2 separate regions of the Homo sapiens genome follow, and region 1 is linked to region 2. Evidence: chromatin contacts called from ENCODE Hi-C or POLR2A ChIA-PET data. All regions are on one chromosome and are shown on one strand. Each heading gives the region's core, a stretch centred on a gene start or an enhancer-like site at or near the end of the contact. The rest is flanking DNA. Distances are from core to core; before and after follow the strand shown.

Region 1 (2,700 bases), core at 65-2,564, 38 kb after region 2:
AGGAAGATCAGGTGGAGAAGGGGTTACTGCAGGGAGCCAGGAGGGAGCAGACAGGAATTGAGATTAGGGTAGGGGGCTTCTGACTGTTTTGAAGAGAATCTAAAATGAACACTGAAAAACCCACATGCATTATTTTTAAGAATCTAAGTTTATCCCTCCCTCTCAAAAGATTCCCTCTGTACTTCTGTAGGAACAGGGTGCACAGGACCACACAGGATGAGACATCAAATTCCATGTCATATCATAGGCTTCTCAAAGTGAAAAAATTAAAAATTAGAGGAAGACGGCCAAGTGCTGGTGGCTGACACCTGTAATCTAGCACTTTGAGAGGCTGAGGCGGAAGAATCACTTGAACCCAGGAGATCAAGACTAGGCTGAGGGATATAGCCAAGACCTGTCTCTACAAAAAATAGAACAAAAAAGTTAGCTGGGTATAGTGGTGTGCGGCTGTAGTCCCAGCTACTCTGAGACTACAGTGGGAGGATCAGTTGAGCCTGGAAGGCTGAGGCTGCAGTAAGTTATGATCATGCCACTGCACCCCAATCTGGGTGACAGAGCAAGACCTACCTCCAAAAAAAAAAAAGTTTAATTATTCTCCACCATAAACAAAGACAAAGAGAAAGAAAATATATTAAAGGGATAATCCCTCACCTAGAAGGAATGATCCCATTCTTCGAGAATATAGGTGATATCTTAATTGTTGTACAATTAAAAACAGCTACACCAAACTGCTCATAACCAATTACCAATTCAAATAAATATATAGAAAATCTTTACAATCTATGAAAATTCTAAGTAGTACACTCTGACACATTTTATTCACTTATCACGTATAGTTACTTCACTTCAAAGAGTGACATTAGGGGGCTTACAAGACCCCAAGTACAGGCCTTTGCATTAAGAAAATGGACATCAGGGTTCAGGATATAAAAACCTTTTCCTAAGCATCTCTAATGGAATCGGAGACAAATATAACTATTGTTAACAGGCAGGCTAAATTAACTACCTCCTTTTGCTGCTAGACCAGAGGCTTCTCTAGTAATTAATTACCCAGGTCCTGGCCTCCTTCAGGCAGCTACACAGCTCAGGAGGAGCAGGTTCAGGTTCACTGGGAGGGCTGGGGGGCAGGGCAGCCGCAGCACAGCCCCTGCTCTTGGCAGGCACCATCATGAAGAGACAAGCTCAGCCTTGCTCCGCCTCTAGTTCTTTCTCTAAGCACCTACACGCTGCTCCATGTGAAAAATCAGCACTTTTGTCCCACAGAACTGTCACAACCTGCAGAGAAGAGAGGGACTAAGACGGCTAAATGATAGGATGTATTAACGCAAACAACAGGCTTGTCAGACCCGCAACTCCAAGTTACAAGAACAACTTCCTGATTTCATGTTGTGCTTAAAGGAGAAATGTGTGTACAATCCCATGATTCTGGGTCAGGCCCCAGTACCAACAGAACATCCACGCTCCCTGGAAATGGAAGGGTGACCAGGCATAAACGGTTCATTCTCCTGCTCACAATGACAAGTAGTTTCCCAAAGGAGAAAAGCGATCAGACATATTATGTGACAACTAAGATATCCCTACTGTTTGCAGCTACAGCCTGGTATCACTCAGCCTTTATGATCCCCTCTATGCAGTAAAAGTGTTTTAATGTCACGGATGTCTATGTATAATAAATCAATAATGATTAAGGCTATCAACTCTGAACTGACTAGCACCAAAATTTCCAGTTTTCTCTAGTTGAATTTTCATCATCAAGCTCACAAGACCGTTCTCTGGGAGAAAAAGTTAACTTGTTTTTTTTTTTTTTTTAAAAGACATAGTTGGCCAGGCACAGTGGCTCACGCCTGTAATCCCAGCACTTTGGGAGGCCGAGGTGGGTGGATCAGAAGGTCAGGAGATCGAGACCATCCTGGCTAACATAGTGAAACCCTGTCTCTACTAAAAATACAAAAAATTAGCTGGGCGTGCTGGCGGGCACCTGTAGTCCCAGCTACTCGGGAGGCTGAGGCAGGAGAATGGCGTGAACCCGGGAGGCGGAGCTTGCAGTGAGCCGAGATCGCGCCACTGCACTTCAGCCTGGGCGACAGAGCAAGACTCCGTCTCAAAAAAAAAAAAAAAAGACACAGTTGTACCTTGTATTCATGGGGGACTGGTTCCAGGACCCCTGCATATACCCAAATCTGTGCATACTCAAGTCCCACAGTTGGCCCTCTGCGTAAGTGGGCTGTGCATCCTGTGAATACTGTCTTTTTGACACACATGTAGACTGAAAAAAATCCGTGTATAAGCGGAACCATGCAGCTCAAACCTCTGTTGCTCAAGGGTCAACTGTACTTCCTTTACTGGTTGGGCTTCTGTATTTCCTCGAGTTTCTATGCCCTTAAAAAAAAAACCATTTTTACCGGGCGCGGTGGCTCACACCTGTAATTCCAGCACTTTGGGAGGCCAAGGCAGGCAGATCATGAGGTCAGGGGTTCAAGACCAGCCTGACAACACGGTGAAACCCCGCCTCTACTAAAAACACAAAAATTCGCCAGGTGTGGTGGCACATGCCTGTAATCCCAGCTACTCAGGAGGCTGAGGCAGGAGAATCGCTTGAACCTGGGAGGCAGAGGTTGCAGTGAGCCGAGACTGCGCCACTGCACTCCAGCCTGGGCAACAACAAAAAAAATTCTGGCCAGGTACAGTGGCTCATGCCTG
Region 2 (2,700 bases), core at 65-2,564:
GTCCCTGGATAGGCAGTGTGGCTGCTGTAACAGACAACCCTCCTCCCCCCGTCAGTGATGCAACACAGCTGATATTTGTTTCATTTTTTTGAGACGAGGTCTCGGTCTCTGCTGCCCAGGCTGGAGTGCAGTGGCAGAATCATGGCTCACTGTAGCCTCGACCTTCCAGACTCAGGCAATCCTCCTGCCTCAGCCTCTTTGAGTAGCTGGGACTACAGGAGCACACCACTGAGTCTGTCTAATTTTTTGTAGAGACAGGGTCTCACTATATTGCCAGACTGTTCTCAATCTCTTGGGCTAAAGTGATCCTCCCAAAGTGCTGGGATTACAGGCATGAGCCACTGTGCCCCGCCCCAGACATGTTCCAAATCTAGCAGGTGCTCTGGGTCTTCTGCTGGCTCTCCTGCATCCACCCACAGGCAAGAGAAGCAACAAAGTGGGGAGGCCACAAGGCCCCAAACACACCACACACGTCAGGACTGGAGCACATGGCTGCTTGGAACTGCAGGGAGGTTGGGCACATGGTCCAGACAACTGGTCGGGAGAGAGCCAGGTGAGCACTGCGCACACTCTGCTGCAGAGCCTGACTTCACTCAGCTAACACGACCCTAGCCTCTTCCAGGCTATCCGGATTCTGGTCTCCGCACCACTGCAAGTCAGATGTTCCTAAAACTTATCTTTCATCGTACCGCTGATCTATAAGAGCTACAGAAGCAGCCAGGCATGGTGGCTCACACCTGTAATCCCAGCACTTTGGGAGGCTGGGGCGGGTGGATCACCTGAGGTCGGGAGTTTGAGATCAGCCTGGCCAACATGGCAAAACCCCATCTCTACTAAAAATACAAAAATTAGCTGGGCATGGTGGTGCACACCTGTAATCCCAGCTACTGGAGAGGCTGAGGAAGGAGAATTGCTTGAGCCCAAGAGGCAGAGGTTGCAGTGAGCTGAGATCGTGCCACGGCACTCCAGCCTGGGTGAGTGAGACTCTGTTTAAAAAAAAAAAAAAAAAAAAAAGCTACAGAAGCCTCCTGTGTCAACAGGCAGAATGGGCATCGCTCAGCCTGCATTCGAGTCCCCCACAAACCCCACCTGGGCTCTTTCTTCCTCGTTGCAGGAGGCTACTCAGGCTCCCTCAAGCCATGTCCAGGCAGGTGCTCGCTAACACCGCCACGCCTCTACTAGACCACCTGCTCTGGGTGTCTACTGTCCTATTAGTAACTGTCCAAACTCATTTCACCCAATCCCCAGGGCAAGTCCCATCTGCCTCCAAGCCTCCCTTTGAGCCTGTGCTGTCTACATTTCCTCTTTGAGTCTCTCTCATGCAAGGGCTTGCATAATACAAGGATCAGGACTGAAGAGTGCGTCTGTGTCAAGGACAGAAGGCTCCAGTGGGGCAGTTTCCAGTTTCAGGGTGACTCAGGGCAGCAATGCCACCGTGCAGGAATGGAAAGCGGTGGTTGATGGTGTGAGAAGACACGGGGGCCCTCCTCAGCCTCCAGTTAGAGGGGAGATAATTGCCTCCAATTCCACACGCCCCAGGAATGACGTTCACCATCAATCCCTACAGGTGTGGGCAACACATGTGTAACAGAGTAAATGAAAAAGGGTACACCCTCGCCCCTTGCTTCCCTAGCACAGCGCAGGATGAGGGGTGGGGTTACAGCAGGAGGCAAACATCCACCCTTTCACCCCAGGCTCGGGCCCTTGCACAGGCCTGCAGCACGAGGCGAGCCCTCAGGACCTGGCAGCTGCTATTTTGGAGGCCAACACTGCTGACGCCACGACTCACACTCAGAGAATGGCTGCAATAGCTGTGCTTTCTCAACCCGAATCCAGGAATGTTAAAAAAAAAAAAGGCTGGGGCAGGGCCTGGTGGCTCACGCCTGTAATCCCAGCACTTTAGAGGCCAAGGTGGGCAGATCACGAGGTCAGGAGATCAAGACCATCGTGGCCAACATGGTGAAACCCCATCTCTACTAAAAATACAAAAATTAGCTGGGTGTGGTGGCGGGCGCCTGTAGTCCGAGCTATTCGGGAAGCTGAGGCAGCAGAATCGCTTGCACCCAGGAAGCGGAGGTTGCAATGAGCTGAGATGGCGCCACTGTACTCCAGCAACAGAGCCAGACTCCAACTGAAAAAAAAAAAAGAAAAAAGAAAAAAAGAAGGCTGTCCTTGGAGACCTAAGACCAGTGTTGCTCTTGGGTGGGCCAGAGTTGAGACTTAAAATACGTCTTAGTGATTTCTTTTTTGGACGGGGTATAGTATGGCTTTTAGTGTTAGTTTTAAAAGTAGTGTTTGGAATGCACTAAGCAGTAAGTGGCTTAATCAATATCACTAACATGTAATATTGATCTATCAGTGCTGTTGGCACACAGAATTGTACTCTTTTTTTTTTGAGACGGAGTCTCACTCTGTCGCCCAGGCTGGAGTGTGATGGCGCGATCTCGGCTCACTGCAACCTCTGCCTCCCGGGTTCAAGCGATTCTCCTGACTCAGCCTGCCGAGTAGCTGTGATTACAGGTGCCCGCCACCACGCCCACCTAATTTTTGTATTTTTAGTAGAGACAGGGTTTCACCACGTTGGCCAGGCTGGTCTTGAACTCCTGACCCCAGGTACAAAAATTAGCTGGGCGTGGTGGCAGGAGCTGGTTATCCCAGCTACTTAGGAGGGTGAGGCAGGAGAATCACTTGAACCCGGGA

What was found. Hi-C counts contacts between places; a loop is a spot of excess contacts on that map. ChIA-PET counts read pairs that join two places held with the same protein, here RNA polymerase II (POLR2A). Pooled maps may share reads with other maps.
Region 1: a loop to region 2 is called in a map of HepG2, with 17 times the contacts of the local background. The contact joins two enhancer-like sites. A Hi-C loop is called at or near these places in 10 of 168 maps with a recorded cell type or tissue (B cell, CD4-positive, alpha-beta T cell, HepG2 and 7 more), 26 of 37 single-sample maps with no recorded cell type and 17 of 50 pooled maps. POLR2A ChIA-PET finds 5 or more read pairs at or near these places in 34 of 52 experiments (A673, AG04449, B cell and 29 more).

Annotation. Positions count from the first base shown.
Region 1 is chr17:75,351,082-75,353,781 of GRCh38, forward strand. All of the region lies in intron 2 of GRB2 (growth factor receptor bound protein 2), which reads right to left. Among named protein-coding and RNA genes, the nearest start is that of GRB2, 53 kb to the right of the region's middle. RefSeq lists enhancers at 1-238, 1,194-1,353 and a silencer at 1,007-1,335. Within about 2 kb of position 1,315, at least 7 of the 41 ENCODE cell types and tissues checked have a DNase peak (open chromatin) inside an H3K27ac peak, as active enhancers do; they include B cell and OCI-LY7, where a contact is called at or near this core.
Region 2 is chr17:75,312,706-75,315,405 of GRCh38, forward strand. No RefSeq gene overlaps it. Among named protein-coding and RNA genes, the nearest start is that of SLC25A19, 25 kb to the left of the region's middle. Within about 2 kb of position 1,315, at least 16 of the 41 ENCODE cell types and tissues checked have a DNase peak (open chromatin) inside an H3K27ac peak, as active enhancers do; they include B cell and OCI-LY7, where a contact is called at or near this core.